2 separate regions of the Homo sapiens genome follow, and region 1 is linked to region 2. The links are chromatin loops, found by intact Hi-C in ENCODE. Cell type or tissue: GM12878. All regions are shown on one strand. Links, peaks and the distances in the headings refer to the core of each region. The heading gives the core; the rest is flanking DNA.

Region 1 (11,465 bases), core at 778-8,777, 67 kb after region 2:
TCTCAACACAGAACTTTATGCTGTTATTACCAGTGCAGTTGGAATAGACATCTGAGACCTCTAGTTTATCAAAACTTTTACATATAATATCAACGTAGGTATAATCCTTTTCCAACTCCTAAAGCTACCTTAATGCTATCATCAATCTGCTTTTCTGACAGCATTTTATTTATGTTAGAGAAATCTCTGCTTCACATGCAAATTGTTTTCCTTTTTTCTTCCTTTCCTCTCCTGTAGCTTTTATGTAGAAATCAGAAGTTTCCTACCTCTGTGGAAAAAATCACACTGAGATTTCTCTAAGGAGGCAATATAGTAAAGTAGGAAAAGCCATTATAATTTTCTGAAAAACGGTTTTCACTATGGAAAAAAAGATGAGACATACGAGTGATTAGGTCATTTGCAAATTTTATAGTGCATCTGAATGATTGGGTAGAGGAACTTAAATTAGCTGATTACACACTGTATGCCAGGGTGCTGTATGTTTAACACTTTAATTCATTTGATCTTCAGAACATACCTATAGGGAGAATATTAATATCAAAATTTTTATACAGATTTATTAATCAGTTCTTATTTATTAATATATATCCTATATATTATTTTATCCTATATATTATTTGAAGGATTCTATAGCAAAGTAATAAAATGGTGATATGTGACTTATTAAAAAAAATCAGAAAAAAGGAAAAATATACATTAATTAGTCAAGAAAGGAGAAAAATAAAACAAAATTCACATATCAGAAGAGCCTATCAAATTGCTTTTACTTGTTTCGGGTTTCCTGACAATCTAAGCCCAAAGTTGATTGTCAAAGAGAACTATAAGTTTTGCAGAATAGCTTTTCCTAGAAGGGAATCACATGAGACTTCATATATGTGATTTTCTTAATAAGTAAAAAGTGGTAAACACACAAGTGTTATCTTTTGTGGTTATTACTATCTTTTTATCATCATGATCATTATCATCACTATGTGATGTAGTATATAACATCCTCAAGATCATAATTGCAAGAAATGCAATCACATGTGTCACACACCTCTTAACTTTTATTGTCCATCAATAAAAGCCAAGGATATGACCATTAAAAGCAACATAGTAAAGTAAAGTCTGTTCAGAAAATATGCTCCAAAGAGATAGCACTCTCATGGGTCTGCTTGAATCTAGTTAAAACCTGTTCTATCTGGAGAAACAGGGAGAATACTTGTTTTTACAATAATACTTATTTATATGGACATTCTCCCAGCCAGGCTGTTTTAGTCATTGAGTCATTTCAGTCTTATATACTCTTAGAAGCCTGAAGTGCAGATTGATACTCTACATGATTGATTCAGGGGTGGGTTTTTAAACTTTAGAGATCACATAACAGATAATAGGTTGACATTCTTTTGTGGACGTTGAGGAGCCTAATGAGGTTCGCTCCTAGATAGCTAGCCCTTTACCTCCACAGAAAGGTAGGCCAAGAAGGGATATACCGGAATTTTTCTCAAGAATCATTGCTGCACCTGCCTCAGGACAAGAATACTTAAGTAAAACAAGTCCTAAAATTTTACAGCCTTGAGTAGAGCAGAATTTTTCACATCATTTTATACTTCATCTTACTAATTACTCGCTGTAGTGCTAGAAAATTCTTGGTAGTGTTGCTGTCAAGGTCAAGTTTGGGAAAAGTAGCTTCCCAGAGAAGTGACCGAGATTAATCTGTTCATTTGGTTAAAAAATTGAGATTAAATAAAGCATTGAGTGATACTTTTCTGTCATGAAAACTATTCAACGCTTCTGTTCACTTTTAAGTTCTGATCTCACCAACCAGTTTATTGTAATTAATTCCATTCACATGGTTTTACCTGGATGGATTCAAAATATGGTTTACTATAAGTACCTCCCGATGGAATTAGCTTTAGTCACATTGAGTGTTATTTAGTCACATGAGTGTTATTACAAGTATATTTAAATTATGTCAATTATGTTTCTGCCAAATTTTAGCAATTGTTAGAGTGTAAGTATAATCAATATAAATATAGGAATGTGTGAAATACTTCACATGTAGACTTCCACAAAGATTTCTCATGAAGTTAGTGTGAGATACCAGGGTCTTCCTGATTAGTACTTATGGCTGTGACCTCAGGCATCTTTTTTTCTCCATCAGATGGAAAAACTGATGCTCTAACTCTCAGATATGGTCATAGCATCCACAAATAGAGAGTGGCCATTTGTGGGGATAACTGAAGCAAATAATTGTCTTCATTGTCATAGGTGACAGTTTATTTGCAACCAGAAACTTGAGTTCTGTTTTTGTTCATTGAGAGAGTGCCCTGAGTTGTAATGTTGATCCAAGTTGAATAATCTAAGCAGAACACTTAACCTAATGACAATAAGGTTTGTAGAAGTCATTTTCAAACTCTAAAATCATGTGATTGATGATTTTTATTTTATTGAAGATTTGAAGCAATTACCTTGCTGTTTGGATGTGTACATGCCTCATACATAGGTAGAACAGGTAATTATGTGCCCTACTTTTGTGCCACCTTTATAGATTTGCACACATAACACTTTATTGTAGTACCTGTCCCCTCACAGGATAGACTTTTTTTATTCTAAAAACTCAGAGATATACAGCATACATGTAATAGACACTTTAAATCTAGCAAAAAAAAAAAAAAAGAGGCTAATGCAACACACTCAAAGTACAGCACTTGATATTAACACTCAGTCTTACTGTAACTTTTCCTACATTAACAGTCCTTTGAAATAGGTCAGAGTTATTCACTAACTCAAACACATACATTTGTTCATTCTCTTCCTCTGCCTCCCTCCACTCCTCCCTCTCTCCCTCACTGCTCTCTCCCCCCACTTCCTCCTTTTACCCTCCTCATAGGCAGGCTCACAAAAGCCTCATCCTACAAAAAAGTTTGAAGACTACCTGCGTTGCTTCACCTGTGTGGTATCACATTTTGGCAGGTGTGCTCACAGGGTAGCACACTTAGTCACAAATTACCTCAACAAATGTTATCTCCCATTTACCAAGCATTGTACTGGTAAGTAAAGATAGGTAAGCAAAATAAACCCGAACTCTGCCCTCCAGTTAGAGGGTTAAGTGTGGCACTCTTAATGAATAAGGAAACAAATTTGGTTGAAAGTAGTAAAGCTCATGAAAAGATTTACAGTGGCTTGCCTTGAGACACAGTAAATTAGCTAAACAGACAAGAATCTAAGTCAGAACCCTACAACAGTTTGGTAGCCTAAGGAACTATGATCTCTGATTAGCAATGTGAGAAGATTACTATTCTGAGAGAAATAGGTCTTGGTTCCTGGACCGGTTCTGCCACTAATTAGCTGTGTCACTTTGAAGAAGTCACTTAACCTGTCTGAGTTTCAGATTTTCTCATCTGTAAAAATGAGAGAAATCAACTAGATGGTCTCTAAGATCCTTTTTATATCGTGAGAGTTTATGACTCTCTAAATGCACGAAACCAATATAAATGAAATTCCTAATTTTCTTAAAAATACAAAATATACAAATTAATAGGTTTTTATATCTCTAAATTATCTATTATAAAGTACAATGGAAATGTCATTCAGAATAACAACAAAAATATAAAATAGCTAAAACAAACTTTATTGGTAATTTAAAATATTTATTGAGCACTTTCTATATGCAGACAACTCTGTTAGATGCTAGGAGACAGTCAAGGGTGCCTGCCCTCATGGAATGTACATTCTGGTGGAGAAAGTAAACAGAAGATGGTTATTTGTTCAACTAAGAATGTAATAATAATTCTGATATGTGCAGTGAAGCAAAAGGATCAAGTAATGAGAGCATATAACAGACAAGGCCAAATATTCATTCGTTTTTTTTCTTCTGTTCAACAATTTAAGTCCATTTTGCCTGGGAGTAAAGGGGTTTTCCCAAGATGTTAGACTTTCAGTGTTGAAATCAGGGAAGTCCCAGGCAAGCTGAGACAAGTTAGTCATATTAGAACCTTGGTACATTTTCAGAACAAAGAAGATCAGTATGGATTGACTCATAAGGAGTAAGATGATCGAGAATGGTCTGGATGGAGCTGTTAAGAAGATAGGCAAAGAATAGGTGATTCGTGGCCTTATAAGCCATGATAATTTTGAGGTTTTGCTTTTTATCCTAAGTCAAAAACTATTGTAGGTTGTGGCATGATTAGAAGTCATTCTTTGAGATCCACCTGCCTAAGAAGAATAGATTTGATGGTGATGGTAAATGTTATGGTAGTGGTAGTGGGAATGAGGTTATCACAAAACTAATTTTAGGAAGGCTAGTAAGATCATTGCAGTAATTAAAGTGAAAGATTCTGATGGACTAGGGTAGTGGCAGTAAAGATGGAAATAAGTGGACTGATGAAAATATTTTATATGTTAGATGTAGAATGGATAAAATTCAGGATTAATGGTTGTGAGAAGGTGAAATGATACAAACAGAAAAAATGGGCACCCAGAGAATTTGAGATAATAGAATATTCTTAATGAAACTATAAAATAAATATGTTAAAATGATTCAAGGCATAAAAGAAGAAATAGAAACCATCATGTACAAACACAATAGGATGAAAAATGCTTAGGCATGCAATTGGACCCGAATTTTAAAACTTCCTTGCCTGCCCACAGACCTTACCATCATAAACAACAAATGGCAGAGTTTATAGGTCATTTTGCAAATTTTTCTTAGAAAAATTCATAGCTAAGTAACTTTGAAAACAACTGAGCTTTTGCTGTGTGGTTCAGACATTATTAAATGTTATTCATCCCTATCCATTCCTACCCTCATAATAGAAGCTTTTTTGATGATACATATGTTTGGTTTTCATCAGAAATTGATTTTATTTGATGTATATAAACTAAGTCGGGAGAAGTTTCAGTTTTTCTTTTTTATTATTATTATTATTATTATACTTTAAGTTTTAGGGTACATGTGCACAATGTGCAGGTTAGTTACATATGTATACATGTGCCATGCTGGTGCGCTGCACCCACTAACTCATCATCTAGCATTAGGTATATCTCCCAATGCTATCCCTCCCCCCTCCCCCCACCCCACAACAGTCACCAGAGTGTGATGTTCCCCTTCCTGTGTCCATGTGTTCTCATTGTTCAATTCCCACCTATGAGTGAGAATATGCGGTGTTTGGTTTTTTGTTCTTGTGATAGTTTACTGAGAATGATGATTTCCAATTTCATCCATGTCCCTACAAAGGACGTGAACTCATCATTTTTTATGGCTGCATCGTATTCCATGGTGTATATGTGCCACATTTTCTTAATCCAGTCTATCATTGTTGGACATTTGGGTTGGTTCCAAGTCTTTGCTATTGTGAATAATGCTGCAATAAACATACGTGTGCATGTGTCTTTATAGCAGCATGATTTATCGTCCTTTGGGTATATACCCAGTAATGGGATGGCTGGGTCAAATGGTATTTCTAGTTCTAGATCCCTGAGGAATCGCCACACTGACTTCCACAATGGTTGAACTAGTTTACAGTCCCACCAACAGTGTAAAAGTGTTCCTATTTCTCCACATGCTCTCCAGCACCTGTTGTTTCCTGACTTTTTAATGATTGCCATTCTAACTGGTGTGAGATGGTATCTCATTGTGGTTTTGATTTGCGTTTCTCTGATGGCCAGTGATGGTGAGCATTTTTTCATGTGTTTTTTGGCTGCATAAATGTCTTCTTTTGAGAAGTGTCTGTTCATGTCCTTCGCCCACTTTTTGATGGGGTTGTTTGGTTTTTTCTTGTAAATTTGTTGGAGGTCATTGTAGATTCTGGATATTAGCCCTTTGTCAGATGAGTAGGTTGCAAAAATTTTCTCCCATTCTGTAAGTTGCCTGTTCACTCTGATGGTAGTTTCCTTTGCTGTGCAGAAGCTCTTTAGTTTAATGAGATCCCATTTGTCAATTTTGGCTTTTGTTGCCATTGCTTTTGGTGTTTTAGACATGAAGTCCTTGCCCATGCCTATGTCCTGAATGGTAATGCCTAGGTTTTCTTCGAGGGTTTTTATGGTTTTAGGTCTAACGTTTAAGTCTTTAATCTATCTTGAATTGATTTTTGTATAAGGTGTAAGGAAGGGATCCAGTTTCAGCTTTCTACATATGGCTAGCCAGTTTTCCCAGCACCATTTATTAAATAGGGAATCCTTTCCCCATTGCTTATTTTTCTCAGGTTTGTCAAAGATCAGATAGTTGTAGATATGCGGTGTTATTTCTGAGGGCTCTGTTCTGTTCCATTGATCTATATCTCTGTTTTGGTACCAGTACCATGCTGTTTTGGTTACTGTAGCCTTGTAGTATAGTTTGAAGTCAGGTAGTGTGGATGCCTCCAGCTTTGTTCTTTGGCTCAGGATTGACTTGGCGATGCGGGCTCTTTTTTGGTTCCAAATGAACTTTAAAGTAGTTTTTTCCAATTCTGTGAAGAAAGGCATTGGTAGCTTGATGGGGATGGCATTGAATCTGTAAATTACCTTGGGCAGTATGGCCATTTTCACGATATTGATTCTTCCTACCAATGAGCATGGAATGTTCTTTCATTTGTTGTATCCTCTTTTATTTCGTTGAGCAGTGGTTTGTAGTTCTCCTTGAAGAGGTCCTTCACATCCCTTGTAAGTTGGATTCCTAGGTATTTTATTCTCTTTGAAGCAATTGTGAATGGGAGTTCACTCATGATTTGGCTCTCTGTCTGTTATTGGTGTATAAGAATGCTTGTGATTTTTGTACATTGATTTTGTATCCTGAGACTTTGCTGAAGTTGCTTATCAGCTTAAGGATATTTTGGGCTGAGACAATGGGGTTTTCTAGATATACAATCATGTCGTCTGCAAACAGGGACAATTTGACTTCCTCTTTTCCTAATTGAATACCCTTTATTTCCTTCTCCTGCCTAATTGCCCTGGCCAGAACTTCCAACACTATGTTGAATAGGAGTAGGAGTGGTGAGAGAGGGCATCCCTGTCTTGTGCCAGTTTTCAAAGGGAATGCTTCCAGTTTTTGCCCATTCAGTATGATACTGGCTGTGGGTTTGTCATAGGTAGCTCTTATTATTTTGAGATACGTCCCATCAATACCTAATTTATTGAGAGTTTTTAGCATGAAGGGTTGTTGAATTTTGTCAAAGGCCTTTTCTGCATCTATTGAGATAAACATGTGGTTTTTGTCTTTGGTTCTGTTTATATGCTGGATTACATTTATTGATTTGCATATGTTGAACCAGCCTTGCATCCCAGGGATGAAGCCCACTTGATCATGGTGGATAAGCTTTTTGATGTGCTGCTGGATTCGGTTTGCCAGTATTTTATTGAGGATTTTTGCATCAATGTTCATCAAGGATATTGGTCTAAAATTCTCTTTTTTGGTTGTGTCTCTGCCCGGCTTTGGTATCAGGATGATGCTGGCCTCATAAAATGAGTTAGGGAGGATTCCCTCTTTTTCTATTGATTGGAATAGTTTCAGAAGGAATGGTACCAGTTCCTCCTTGTACCTCTGGTAGAATTCGGCTGTGAATCCATCTGGTCCTGGACCCTTTTTGGTGGGTAAGCTATTGATTATTGCCACAATTTCAGCTCCTGTTATTGGTCTATTCAGAGATTCAACTTCTTCCTGGCTTAGTCTTGGGAGAGTGTATGTGTCAAGGAATTTATCCATTTCTTCTAGATTTTCTAGTTTATTTGCGTAGACGTGTTTGTAGTATTCTCTGATGGTAGTTTGTATTTCTGTGGGATCGGTGGTGATATCCCCTTTATCATTTTTTATTGCGTCTATTTGATTCTTCTCTCTTTTTTTCTTTATTAGTCTTGCTAGCGGTCTATCAATTTTGTTGATCCTTTCAAAAAACCAGCTCCTGGATTCGTTAATTTTTTGAAGGGTTTTTTGTGTCTCTATTTCCTTCAGTTCTGCTCTGATTTTAGTTATTTCTTGCCTTCTGCTAGCTTTTGAATGTGTTTGCTCTTGCTTTTCTAGTTCTTTTAATTGTGATGTTAGGGTGTCAATTTTGGATTTTTCCTGCTTTGTCTTGTGGGCATTTAGTGCTATAAATTTCCCTCTACACACTGCTTTGAATGTGTCCCAGAGATTGTGGTATATTGTGTCTTTGTTCTCGTTGATTTCAAAGAACATCTTTATTTCTGCCTTCATTTCGTTATGTACCCAGTAGTCATTCAGGAGCAGGTTGTTCAGTTTCCATGTAGTTGAACAGTTTTGAGTGAGTTTCGTAATCCTGAGTTCTAGTTTGATTGCACTGTGGTCTGAGAGATAGTTTGTTATAATTTCTGTTCTTTTACATTTGCTGAGGAGAGCTTTAATTCCAAGTATGTGTTCAATTTTGGAATAGTAGATGTGGTGTGGTGCTGAAAAAAATGTATATTCTGTTGATTTGGGATGGAGAGTTCTGTAGATGTCTATTAGGTCCGCTTGGTGCAGAGCTGAGTTCAATTCCTGGGTATCCTTGTTGACTTTCTGTCTCGTTGATCTGTCTAATGTTGACAGTGGGGTGTTAAAGTCTCCCATTATTAATGTGTGGGAGTCTAAGTCTCTTTGTAGGTCACTCAGGACTTGCTTTATGAATCTGGGTGCTCCTTTATTGGGTGCATATATTTAGGATAGTTAAATAATTTAGAAGTTTAATTTTAAAAATTCATATTGAATAGCAAATTGCCAAGTTTAATCAAGACAACTTCGAATGAGAAGAAAGAGGAGCGGTGGAGATTTATCCTACCAGATAATAAGATTCTATGAAAAAACTATAGTAATTAAAATGGTGTCATCAATAGGAAGCAATAGAACATCCAAAAACAGCACCACACATGTATGAGGACTTGTTATTACATATAAGTGAGGGAAGATGGATTTTTCTAAATGATAGTGTTAAAAGAATTTATTGTTCATATGGAAATTTCAAAAGGCTTAGATATTAAAAAGTGAAATTTTCAAACTTTTAGAAGAAAATGTAGGAGAATAGATTTGTGATCTAGGGATAGGGAAGGATTTCTTAAACAAGACAAAGTATTTAAAAATACCCATTTAAAATATTATAAAATTAGACATCTTGATGAAAGGCAAAATAAACAAAGTCAAAAGATATAACACATACTGGGAGAACATAGTTTCAATGTATATAACTGACAAAATATTAATATCTGGAATATATAAAGTAGTCTTTTAAACCCTGCAAATCAGTAAGAAAAAAAAAATCTTAGAGGAAAATGGGCTAAGGATCATAGAAATTCTGGGGAGAGTAACTCTAGTGGTCAGTTTTTAAGGAGATACACAGCCTCTTTGGGAACCGCATGTATTTTAAAAAGATGCCATTTGAGATCAACCAGACTGCCAAAAATCAAAAAGTCCAACACTACCAGATGATAATAAGAATATGAAACAGAAGTATGATGAAATTTTAACAGCTATTAATTTGCGTGGTATTATAGTATTCTTTATGTTTTTAGTATGTTTGAAATATCCTTTTTAAAAAAAATTGAAAAGATCCAATGAATATAGTGAGATAGAAGTCGTGGAAAAGCAGTTTTGGTTCAGTGATCAAGTTAGAAGCCATACCGAAATGAACTGAAGAATGAATGAGTGCTGGAGAAGTGAGACAGTGTTTAGATAATGTTCTAAAAAAATTGTGTTTAAAGAAGGGAGCCAAAAAGGAATGGGGGTTAGCCTAGCCGGCTTTAAGCTTTTTTGATGAACTCTTTGAAAATCTAATTTATCAAAGGTTGAGACTAGTCAGTTGGTTCTGTTCCCCAATAAGCAGATTCATTAGACTTGTCCTTAGCCCCTAGGGAAGTTATGAATAAAAGAGATACTTTATTAGCATGGTTGGTTTGCTTTTCTTAGGATAGTGGTTCACTCCCTCTGCAATCAGACTTTTTCCTGAGACAGGCTCAGTAGGGCACGTATGACTTAGAGATACTTCTTGCCTGTGTAGAACAGGCTATTCCTACACAATGCAGCCCTTATTAAGCTGGAATCATAGAAATAATAAATGATAGCCAACCAACCAAAAAAAAAGGAAAGGAGGCTAGACTGAAGTATCACCACCTAGATGAAAGCAACTACCAAACTTTACTGAAAGATACAAATTATTTGAATTAATGAAAACATGTAGTGTGTTTTTAGATGGGAAGATTCAATATTGTGAAGATTTCTATTTTCTCCAAATGTATGCATTACTTTAACGCAGTTATTCAAAATCCCAACAGGATTATATTGCTTATTTGTAGGTGTGGCTTTATTTGTGTTTGTGTAGGGAAATACATAAAAATAATCCTAAAGTTTATGTAGAAGGATAATTATATAAGTATAGCCAAAAAACCTTAAGTATAATAATCAGATTGATTTCGCTTGACCAAATTTTTTAATGTATTTGTTAATTGGTACAGAAATCACCAGTTAGATCAGTAATATGTACTAGAGAGTTCAGAAAGAGACCAAATTATATATGGAAATTTAGTGTATATGAATTTTTTACTGGCATTTCTTAGTGTATTTCTTTTTCCTTATTCATATGTTTATATCACATAAATTTATTTTTATTCTGCTTTTTTGCATCTAGTTTTCTATCAGAATCACCTTTCCAATTTGTTACAGAATTTTAGATAACATAATTCTATTGACTACATAATATTTGTCCAGGCAGTATAACATCAACCACTTGCCTATTGTTGAGTATTTATATTATTGCTTTTTTCTATTAAAATAATGTTCAATGACTATCTTCATGCATACTTTTTTCATTTTAAATTTGTTTCTTTGATTTACATTATTTGAAACTGTTGTATCAAAGAGTAGCAACTATTTTTGGTTCTTGAGATATACTGCTATATTTCTGTCTATGAAACCACAGATAGGAAAGCATGTAACATCATCTCCCATTTGGAACATTATATTTTAAGTCTTACTTCCACCCCCACCTCCAACCAGAATGGTAATATTGTTTGTTCTCCTTCCCTCTAGGAAAGGAGTCAAGCCTCTACTCTCAGTATTGCATATAGATAAGTCTAATACACCTCCAGCCAGATTGTTTTAGCCATAGTTAGCCTACTGATTTCTTTGAAACACCACCATTATACAGATTTTAAGGGATAATGCATATCAGTTTGTTCAATACGGTAAGAAAAACTGAATAGAAAATAATTTTATCCTCATTGTTAATCTATTAAAGGGATGAGGGCACTACTCTTAGGAAACAGAATGCTGGTGAAGAGCAGAACCGTTCTGGAGCTGAACAACCTGACTCTGCATCCTGGCCCTAAGGTCACTTAATAATTTTGTGACCCTGAGCAATTGTTAAACCCCTCTGTGCCTCAGTTTTCTTAACTGTAAAATGAGTATGAAAAACCATAGAGAACCATATTAAATCATTCATTGAATCAGTTAATACATGTAAAATGTTTAGAAAGATGTCTGGCACATATAAAGGGTATATAATAAAGGCTGATTATTTTAGTGG
Region 2 (11,465 bases), core at 1,068-9,067:
GCCATGTTGCCCAGGCTGGTCTCGAACTTGTGAGCTCAAGCGATCTGCCCGCCTTGGCCTCCCAAAGTGCTAGATTACGGGCATGAGCCACCATGCCCAGCGTAGAACTGTATTTTCTCTTTGTCCTGGAGACTAGAGGTTCAAGATCAAAGTGTTAGTAGGGTTGGTTCCTTCTAAGGCCTCTCTTCTTGGCCTGCAGATGGCTGTCTTCTTTCTGTGTCTTCCCATGGTCTTCTATCTGTAGAAATAGTGTTTTTTAATGGAATACATTTTTTTCTCATTAAGTTTCTATCATATAAAGTACTTGTGACATTATGCTCTTAAACATGTCCCCATTTAAAATTTTTTTTGAGAAATTGCTATATTCTTTGCGTCTGTATTTGGTAATACTGTTTATTCATTAAGGTATAATTTCTGGTTCTGAATAAGATTAATACCATTTACGAATTTTAGATGAAATTTATACTGATCCTGGAGTCTAATACATGCTAAAATAACTAAAGCATTAGAAATTTTAGCACGCAGGCCCCAAAGGTATTTTCATTCTAAGCCAGCTAGTGTGATGATAGGTAACTAAAAATGGGTTGGTATGAAATTTTTTTTTAATTCTATATTCTGTTCTTTCTTCCTCCTTAATCCTTTCTTTAAAAAAAATAACTATAGATAGCAGTCACAATGAAGGCAACATAAATCAGACTGCCTTCTCTTCATTTTCATTTTCATCTCCAACTGAGCTACTTTTTCTGAGCCAGGCAGCTACTGATGCAGATAGACAGGTGGGACGCAGAGGGTTTCAGCCAAGAGGCCTGTGGTGATGCTTTCCTTCTTCTGAGACAAACTCAAGCCTAGAAACAATGGAAGGGAGCCCTTACGAAAGATTTGAGGAGCAGGTCACTGAGAGGAAAAAGACGACAGCCCAAGAATCCTATATTCATTCAACTTATTCACCAGTCACGCTAAGAAAAGGCTATTTGCAGATGGGCAAAAAGTGAGTGAACATTTGCATCTGTACAACCTATTGAAGAAAAAGGCTTGAGCAATAAATATAAGCAAAGTAAAACTATAAAATACAGATTACTTTTAAAAGTTTGATCAATGTAACAGTATATCCCCATAGTTGGAGTTCGTCCCTGTATTTCATAAATAAAATTTAGCAAGTTATATCTGCATAGGCAAATATTTTTAGAATCAAATTTCATTTACTGGGTCAAGTGTATTATTTTGGACAATTTTTTTAAACGGAATCAAAACTCTATATGCATTTATATCTATGTGAATTAATTGATTTTATTTCCTGAGTATCCTAGTGATTTAGTTAGAATGATCCTGAGATTTGGAGTCAGAGTCTTAGTTTTAGTTCATCATTTACAAGTAGAGGCAAGTTACTAAACTGCTGTTATTTCCTGGTTTTCTTTGTCTTTGAAATATGAATCCTGTATTATAAATTGTTGGAGTTATTAGTGAAAAATAAATATATCTTAACAGGTATATTTATATAAATATTATGATATATAACTATTATATAATATATAATTATATAAATATTATATATATATAAATATATATAATAGATAATTATAATATATAAATATTATAATTAGCCATCAAGACTTTCCTAGCTGGGCATAGTGGCTCACATCTGTAGTCCTAGCTCTTTGGGAGGCCTAGGTGGGAGGATTGCTTGAGGCCAGGAGTTTGAGACCAACCTGGGCAACATGGTGAGACACCAACTCTATGAAACAACAGAAAAAAGGAGCTGGGTGTGGTGGTGCACACCTGTAGTCCTAGCTACTCAGGGAGCTGAGGCAGGAAGATTACTTAAGCCCAGGAGTTCAACACTGCAGTGAGCCATGATCACACTGCTGCACGTTAGCCTAGGCAACAGAGTGAGACCCTATCTCTTACAAAAAAGAAAAAAGAATCTTCCCTTAGGAATGGTAGTGACTATATCTTCAAGATAATGGTTATAGATGTGGAGAGGAAGAGATCTTCTATAGAGGGAGACTTCATGGAGTAGAAAACTGACAATATTGCTATTAATATTTTATTGAATGTTGGGTATACATTATTATGTATTTATTTTCTATGTCTTAAATATTTCTTAATTGTTAAAAAAATCTTTCCTTATGAAATACAAAAAAAAATTAGTCATGAAATATCTTAACCAGTAAAATGTCTAGGATTTTTCTATTAAAGGACACTACTTACAAGGATGCTCTGACATGTATGCTTCCTAATTCTTCGCTTGCTTAGGATCTGCTTGAATCTGGCCCGTAAAAGTACTGTATTTATCCACATTCTGTACTGGTTTTCATGGTGACTTAAATGCTTGTGAAAAAGTAACAAATTTCGTAACCCTGGGCTTGCGTTTCTGCATGACCACAATCAGTTGGTGCTGGGTGTCAGCTGCTTCCTTTAGTTGGGGCATGTGCTTCACAGTTCTCCACACTTCCCTGTGCTTTCTGATACTAATGTCAAATGTCATTTGCCATTTATCATCATAAATGTTTGCATTAATGGCTTGATACCTGTAGACAGTTTATGACTTTTATATTCAGTAGATATCACAGTTTTCTATTGATATTTTGCTTTGATATTTTAATTTGATGTCACATATTTCCAATACTTTATAAAGCGTGCTTACATACATTTTCCCTTAAACATATGACATAAAGTAGTCTTTATTGGTTGTCATCTCCTCCTTCTCTAATAACCAATCAGTCCTTTTGTTTTACCAATTAAATATTTCTCAAATCTGTGTTGTCCTGTTTGACCTTTCTGCTATTGTTTCAGCTCAGGCCCTCCTCTCACCTGGAATTCATTAATTGCCACCTAACTGAGCTCCTTGCCTCTAGACACATTCCTTTCAATTCATCCTCAAAAATATTGCTAGAGTGATGTATCAAAGTGCAGATCTGATCACATCTCCCCTTTGTTTAAAATTTTTCTAAGTCTCTTCATCTTCCATGGCAGGGGTTGGCACACTTTAAGGTCCAGATAAATATTTTAGGCTTTGCTGATCCTAAGATTCCTGCTACAAATAATGAACTCTTATTGTTGAGTTGATCACAAAAGCCAGTAGGCACTATGTAAACAAATGGCATAGCCTATATCCCAGTAAAACTTATTTATGAAACCAGGCCACTGGTCCAGGTCTATAGTCTCTTAATCCCTGTTCTGTGATATAATACGTTCTCCCAGTCTCCTCACTTGTCTCATCTACCACTCTTCCATCTTGTTTCCTATAGGTTTTCCAGAAGGACCATTCAAATTCTTAAACTTTTCTGAGCACAACATCTTCTTTCTGTATCCAGTTATTTAATTCTTTTATTCAAGCTGGGTTTCTTTTTACAAATAGCAAAATATTCTAATATATCACATAAATTATTAGTTTTGAAGTGATTATTTTCATATATAAAACTGGGGTTATTTTGTTTATTGCTGACAACTTTATAAATATATTAATTGAAGTCTCAAGTATGGACAACAGTTTTTTTAACAGGTCTTTAGTAAAAAGTCATAGTCTTGACATAATTCATGATATAATTTGTTGTTGTTGTTTAATATGTTATCCAAAAATCTCAGAGTGTGGTCACTGGTAGGAAATTAGTTTAGTTTCTTTTTCTTTTTTTTTTTTTTTTTTTTTGAGACGGAGTCTTGCTCTATTGCCAGGCTGGATACAGTGGCACGATCTTGGCTCACTGCAACCTCCCAGGTTCAAGCAATTCTCCTGCCTCAGCCTCCCAAGTAGCTGGGACTATAGGTGCATGCCACCATGCCCAGCTACTTTTTGTATTTTTAGTAGAGATGGGGTTTCACCATGTTGGCCAGGATGGTCTCGATCTCTTGACCTTGTGATCCACCCGCCTCGGCCTCCCAAAGTGCTGGGATTACGGGCGTCAGCCACTGCGTCCGGCTGGAAATTAGTTTAGTTTCATTGTTATCAACTATATTGAATCAAGGTTCACTGAAAAAGCAATTTTAGGACAGTTCATAGGAGCCGGAAGCATATAAGCCAAATTGTGTCCTATCTTCATCACAATTGTTCCTTTAAATTCCAGTTAGGAAAGCAGAAAAGTGGTTTTAGAGTCTGACTTACCTCAAATATTGAACTTAAAGGTTGCTATTTAAATTCTCATAGATTGCTTGCCTGTTTCTATGTGCAAAGAAATAACACAACTTAAGAATATGTTGTTAAATGTGTGTGCCTTGCCTTGTTATTAAATTTCAGTTAATTATGTTATTGCTGATTGATACAATGTTGGATAGTAAGCAAAACTTTTTCTAGGAAAAAAAAATGAAAGAAGCTTATCATTCTTGCATCATATATGCAAGTGCAAGATGTGATGGATTTTAATATAAATTATGTTAAAGCTCTTTAAATTTCCTAATATTTGCAAACAAATGCATTAATTTAAAACTCCATCAATTAAAACTGACCTGTAAAAGTCTTGTATGGTTGAATTTTTTTTTTTTTCTTTTTTAGCCACCAGCTGAACAGGCCAAAGCCAGACTACAGCTGGTTCTTGAAGCTGCTGGTAAGTGTTGATAATTAACTTTTATTAAATGAAGAAGTGACGAGTAAACCCTAGGCTGGTAGCATGCTTAGAAATGAGTAAAAAAAAAAACACTATTTTTATATATCCTCACAAATTTATCAGATCTAGATTATATGTATGGCCATATATTATCTGAAATATTTATTGCCGCAGTATAATGCTAAGTGTATTGCTAACAGGTCATTCTTTACCTTTTCATTTATAAAATTGGCTTCAGTTTTAGTTTTTTATTTTGATGAAGCCCAATTGATTAATTTGTCTTTTATGTACTATGGTTTTGGTGATGTGTTTAAGAATTCTTTGACTAATCCCAGATTATGATTTTTTTCTTACATTTTCTTTCTTTTGAAAGAAAAATTAAAATGGAGGAGTTAGTCTTAAATGTAACATGTAAAACCATAAAACTTTATATTTTATGGCTTTTATTTATATAAAATATAACTTTATATTTTATGGTTTTACACTTTACATTTAAGACTAACTCCTCCATTTTAATTTTTTAAATAAGGTGTAATGTTTAGGTTGAGATTTTCATTGTTCTAAAGAAAATGAGATCAGTGTCATTTAGTAATTTCCCTAATTACATTGGACTAACTCACTGGACTGTATGTTCTGGATACCATGTACTCTTCAAGTGCTGTATGTTTTATTTCTCAAGGTACTATAATGCTGTGACTTAGATTTTAGATACCATGTTCACTTGCATATAGACATTAAATACTTTACTTTTTTAAAAATATATAAGATCTATATTTTCTGAGTGCTGATATTTTACTTTGAATCTTAATGTGCTCTTCAAAAATGTATATAACTTATTCAAACAATAAGTTTTAATGAGTAGTACAATAGTCCTCTCTTATACATGGTGGATGTCTTCCAAGCGTCCAGTTGGTGTCTCAAACCATGGGTAGTACAAAACCCTGTATCTATATCTATATTTATCTATCTATATATCTAATTTATATCTGTATCTAGATACACACACACATATACACACGCTATATTTTTTCCTATACATACATACCTATGATAAAGTTTAATTTATAGATTAGGTAAGAGATTAATAATGATAATAAAATGGAACAATTATAATAATATACTTTAATAAATATAAATGTGGTTTCTTTCTCTCACTCTCAAAATATCTTGTACTGTAATCACCTATTTTTGGACCACAGTTGACCGCAGGTAACTGAAACCACAGAAAATGAAACTGCAGCTGCAGATGATGGGGGACTACTGTATATATTTCTTAAAATTTTTTACTATAAAGAGCTCATAATTTCAAGCTGGAAAAATGAGAATTCTATTTTAACATCAAAAGTAATTTCAGACCACCAAATGATAATAGTTATATTTTTAGGATTCATTGATCAAGAAAATACATATGTGCATATTGATTAAAGGATCTCTTGCATTAGTTCTTTGTATTCTCATTTAAAGTGTCCACAGTCTAAAGATTGGGAACTCCAGTATGATCGGTATACTAGCTTCCTGAATTACTAATAGAAGTAACTTACCATGTAGGTAAAAAGATTGGCAATGTTTTAGTTTTGATGAAGTGTCTCTATACTCCTCCTTATTACTCTAAAAATAATTCATAGTTTATGTTTTTATCTTATTTATCTTTATGTAGAAAACATTACTTACTAAAATTTTGTTAATTTTTTTAATATTTTCACTCAAATAAAATATACTGTAGGATAAATCTAATTAATTTGATTCTATATCATTTACATAATATGCATGGCATTTTGCTTTGAAAAAATATTTGCAGCTCCTAATTGAGTATTCCAGCTCATAATTGAGTAAACCCTTGCTTTGAAGGAAAATATTTATGTTGCTTAGCACAGAAAACATTTGTTTCCACAAATGCAATTTTAAATAATTTTATTTCATAGTTTTATTCAGTTTTTTAAAAATATTTAGTATGATTTTGAAGCACATTAGAAAATAGATGTGATACTCCAGACCTCACAGTGTATAACTTGCTTATATCCATCTGAGTTGTCATCCCTAACATTTAACTTCAATGTTCTAAATTGTATCTAAGGATAAAGAGCTAGATTCTGTGAATTTGAGAAGCATCCAAAATTATGACAATTTTCAAGTTAAAAAATTTATTTTGGCCTAGGCCCGATAAGCAAAAGACAGACCTTAGCTAAATACTCAAGTTTTTAAGTCACTCTTTTTTATTGAATATTTATGTTGTTCAACTTTTCCCTCTTACCAATAACACTGTAATGAACACCCTCTTATACATTGTGTTAGTCATATTCTATTTTATTTTGGGGGGATTTGTTACTATAGAAATGAGTTTATGAGGTCAGAGGGTATTAACATTTCAGGTTGGTCCAAAAGTAATTGCAGTTTTGGCAAAACCTCAGTTACTTTTGCACCAATTTAATAGAATGGCTTTTTGTACATTTTTGCTGTATTGTTTTATAAAGCTTTGTGCTACTTTTCATTGCCACTGGTTAAGTAATCGTTTTACTAGAATTGCTTTTTGATACCAGTTCCGTGAATATGTTGCTGTATAATATGATATAACATATTACACCTTTTTGAAAAATATCCAGTATTGTTTTTAATGAGAACTTGTGGCATAGTAGAGGGCAAGTAGATGGATAGGTAGGGGAAGAGTACATAGCTAACTTACTGTCAAGATTCTAGTTGTCTTTTTGGTGATGAATTTTAAGGTGTTCATTATATTATTAAAAATAAGCAAATAAATAAGAAGAACTTGAGACCTGTCTGGTAAGTTTTGCAGTCCAGCCTAGTCTCAAGGTTGAGATAAATGGATAGGGAAGTCTAGTAGTACCCATTGTCACATTGGAGTTCACTTAGGTTCCTAGGAAAAACACCTTGATTTGGGGGCCTTAAAAGTGGCCATGGGCAAAGACTTCAGGCCTTATGCTAGATTCTTGACGCAGGATTAATTTTAGCCTTACAAGCAGCATAACTTGATAGATAAGGTTAATATGTAGAAATCCTACGATTAGACTTAGTTGTTTACTCTAGCTCTGAGTCCCAGAAGAAAGTTTTATATTTAACTATTGCATCGTAATTGATATTAGTAAATGTTAATAATGTTATTGGTTTGGAATTAAAATCTGTTTCGAATATTTAGCCACGATTTTTAGTGGTATGATTCTGAAAGGCATATGAAGGACTAAAATAAGATTTAAAAAAATGTACCTATAGGGTGTTATGATTATTATATCAAACATAAATTTGAGTCTGAGATTTTATTGTATTTGGGTTAGGAACATACTTTATATGTGCTAAACTATTACATATTTGTACTTTGGTTCAAAACTTTGAACATTTTCTTTGACTCTTTTATAGGCGATAATTCACCTGGACTTAATTATTCTGATTTTGTGTAATTTTTTTGTATTTATCCCTTTATTGTCTCTCCCACTGCCATCTCCTTAGTCTAGATGCCAAACATTTCACTCATGGCTTATTCCATTACCTCCTAATTGGCTTCCTGCTTCAATTCTATTACTTCTGTAGCGAGACACTAATGAATAGTGGAAAGATCCTAAGCCTGCCATCACCACTTGTTCTGTAACTTTGAGCAGTTTAATGTTTATTGTTTAGCCAGAACAGAGGGTTTTTTTAATCAAATATGACAGATGTGTGTTTTTTTCTAGTTCATTGAGGTGAAATTTACATAACATAAAATTAATCATAATTGCTTAAAATGAACAATTCAGTGGCATTCAGTACATTCACAGTTTTGTACAACCATCAATTCTATCTAGTTCTAAACATTGCAATCACTCCAGAGTGAAACCGCTTACCTACTAGCAGTTTCTCCCCAGTTTCCTTTCCCCCAAGCCCTTGACAACCACCATTCTCCCTCTGTCTCCGTTTGTCTATTCTGGATATTTCATATAAATGGAATCCTATAATCTGTGACCTTGTGTGTCTGGCTTCCTTCATTTAGTATGTGTGTGTATGTGTGTATATATATATATACACACAAACATACACACACACACACACACACACACAACTTATTAATCCATTGATAAAATTTGGGTTGTTTCTACCTTTATTCTATTGTGAGTACATTTGAATATGTGTGTATATGTACTTGTTTGAGTACCTGTTTGGAGGTTTTTTAGGTGTATACCTAGGAGGGTGATAGTGGGGTCATTTGGTAATTCTATGTTTAATTTTCTGAGAAACCACAAAACATTTTCCATAGCAGCTGAACCATTTTACTTTCGCACCAATAGCAGTGTATAAAACAGTTCTCTATTGCCTCAACTATACCATATCACACATTTAAGTTACCTATTTGAAAGTATTTGTATTTGGGGGCTTCTCTTTACCATAATTTCTTTATCTGTAAGAGCGAAAGATAATAACTGCCATGTTGGACTGTTATGAAAATAATAACACATGAAATACCTAGCCCAGAGCCTGAAAAGTGGTAGCCACCAGAAAATTTGTATTTCATCTTGATTTTTGTAGACACCACTGCTAGATGATTCTTTGGTGTTATCGGATCTTTGGGGTGTTGCTTTTCTGGCTGGAAAACTCTGTGCGGCTGCTGCAGCAGAGCAGGTGGCAGCATGGGCACCAGCTCTCTGAGAGGCTGCAGCTGGTCCGGGCACACTACAAGCAGCTTCCACAGCTGGCACCGGGAACACGGTGGCACCCGGAAGCTTGAAGATCCCAGGAACTGCAGGGTCCCAAGGAGGGAGCCACAGTCCTGGTTCTAGGAGCTTCCAGGTCTGAGCTCCCCCAAAGCACCACAGCTCTTCTCTCCTTCTCTTTGCCTGCAACATGGTGAGCAAGGAGCATGTCTCAGTCCTGTTTGTGTTATAGCTCTTTTAGCTTCCCTATTCATTGGATCCTGAGTTCTTGTCCTGCAACCAGGAAGAATAAGGTACACAGACAAGTGGAGGGTGAACAAGATGAAGAGGGGCTTATTGAGCAATAGAACAGCTCAGAGGGGACTGGCAGAGGGCAGCTCTTTCCACAGCCAGAGTATCCTAATGAGTGTTCAGCTCTTAACAGAGAGTAGCTCCTCTCTGCTAGGCAGGTGGTACCAACAAGTGTTCAGTTCTCAGCAGAGAGGGTAGCTCCTCTCTGCTATTGGTCATCCCATGGTCTGCAGCTCTCTGCAGAGAGAAGGCCCTGGAGTGGATGTCTTCCCTCTGCAGGCAGGTTGTCCCATCATGTCTGCAGCTCTCAGCAGAGAGGAAGCCCTAGAGTTGGTGGCTCCTCTCTGTAGGCAGGTCCTCCCCTTGTCTCTGCAGCTCTCAGCAGAGAAGGTAGCCTCTCTCTGCAGCTGGTCCTCCCATCTTCTCTTCATCCTCTGTTCTGCTTTGGCTGAGCCTGGGGCTTTTATGGGCCTTAGAGGGGGAGGAAATACACACTGATTGGTCCATGGGCAGGCCCAGAAAAGGCACCACAAGTCCCCACTCCGGTCCATAGGACTGGCAGCCCAGCTGCCAGCCTTCAGGCCCTCTCTGGATTGAAGGTAGGGCCTCACCTGTCCCCCTCTGCCCAGGAGACCTTCTGCCTCCTGCCGCCATCCATGACACACAGGCTGCTTGCAGTAAGGGGCACCTGCAGGCCAGTGCCCAGCCACCCTCAACCCTCCACCTTCAGCTTCAGCCGTAACTTGTGTTTGTTAGTGCCCAAAGTCTGGAGGGGGCTAAGGCAGCAAAGGGCTGGTGTGTCCATGCTGCCCCATGCATGCAGTGTGCACATACCTGGCGGGGCTGTGACAGCACCTAGGCTTGGTCCCAACCCTGCTCTGAGATTGGAGCAGGTGCCAGGAGTGGAGAGAGGCCAGGCAGCAGGAGCAGGCACCCTCAAGCCTGCAAGGGCAAGGCGGAGGTCTTCCTGAGCTAAGAGTGCAGAGAGACCTGGGTCCACAGCCCCAACTTGGGGGCTGCAGCCATGCTCAGGAGGGCAGGGCTGCTGCCTGCTCCTGGCCTCTGTCAGCTCCATGGAGCATGCAGCCCCAGCTGCGCCCCCTCACAGCCTGGGGTGGGGGTTCCAGGTTCTCACTGGGCCCAGGCTGGCAACCAGGGCAGGAGAGATGTCTCCGCAAGCTCCCCCTGTGGCCCTGGCTCTCAGGGGTGGCCCGGAGCTCCTCCTCACCCATGTGGCAGCTTTTCTTGATTAAAGTGGCAGTTGGGGGTGCCTAGGGCACCTCTCGGAGTGTGCCTGGCCATTGGGAATGTCAGGCCTGGCGGTCACCCAAATGTGGGGCAGACAGACCCTGGGGACATGGCCCCAGGCAGCCCTTGGCAGAGCATCCTCCCAAGGTGCAGGAACCCAGTGTCCTCAGCAGGACGGCTGTGTTGCTGGCCAGGTCCTCGAATTGGGCACCGCTGGCCCCCAAAGCATGGCCTCAGCTCCTGCACCCTCCTTCCCTGCAGTAGCAGTGGGCAAGAGCAGCGACATGGTGCCAGGTCCAGAGCCACAGAGGCTCTGGGCCTTGGGGCGGGTCTCAACCAGCCATAGGAGGGTGGAGGCAGCACAGCCGGCTGCCTTGGGGACACGGGACACAGGGGACCCACTACCGTTATTGCTGGTCCCGTAGCCACTTCTGCCACCACCACCCATGCCTCCCCCACTGTGGACAGCCCATTGCTGCCATCATTGGGTATCATATGTTAATGCCACTCCTTTGCTCAAAATTACTCAGCGGTTCTCAGTTGCTTACAAAATCAGTGTTATGTTTCTATGCTTAAGGTTCTAAAGTTCTATATGGTAGATCCACAGACTTTTCTAACTTTATCTTCTAGAATTCATTACTGTGCTTTTTCCATTGGTCTTCAAGTTTCCCGTATTCTTTTCTACCTGGGAAGCTTTGCACATTGTTTTTCTCTTCTATAAATGCCTTCTTTCTTCCTTTTCCCCCTCTCCAAA

The links. Hi-C counts contacts between places; a loop is a spot of excess contacts. Peaks named below come from ENCODE experiments on the same cell type or tissue, not always from the same donor. Only the 100,000 strongest peaks of a DNase experiment are listed, where the experiment ranks them.
Region 1: it touches region 2 in a loop (4-fold over the local background); 2 of 110 quality-filtered maps call a loop at or near these places.

What each region holds. Positions count from the first base shown.
Region 1 is chr3:158,417,178-158,428,642 of GRCh38, forward strand. All of the region lies in intron 6 of RSRC1 (arginine and serine rich coiled-coil 1), which reads left to right. Among named protein-coding and RNA genes, the nearest start is that of UC.134, 100 kb to the right of the region's middle. RefSeq lists an enhancer at 3,768-4,017. In GM12878, for the core only: no CTCF peak of the experiment used is centred there; DNase peaks (open chromatin) are centred at 3,304 and 3,954; H3K27ac peaks cover 2,118 bases.
Region 2 is chr3:158,350,371-158,361,835 of GRCh38, forward strand. It overlaps RSRC1 (arginine and serine rich coiled-coil 1), which reads left to right. Exons shown (of 10, transcript NM_001271838.2): 6 at 4,487-4,538. Among named protein-coding and RNA genes, the nearest start is that of UC.134, 170 kb to the right of the region's middle. RefSeq lists an enhancer at 2,245-2,294. In GM12878, for the core only: no CTCF peak of the experiment used is centred there; DNase peaks (open chromatin) are centred at 2,396 and 5,775; H3K27ac peaks cover 1,092 bases.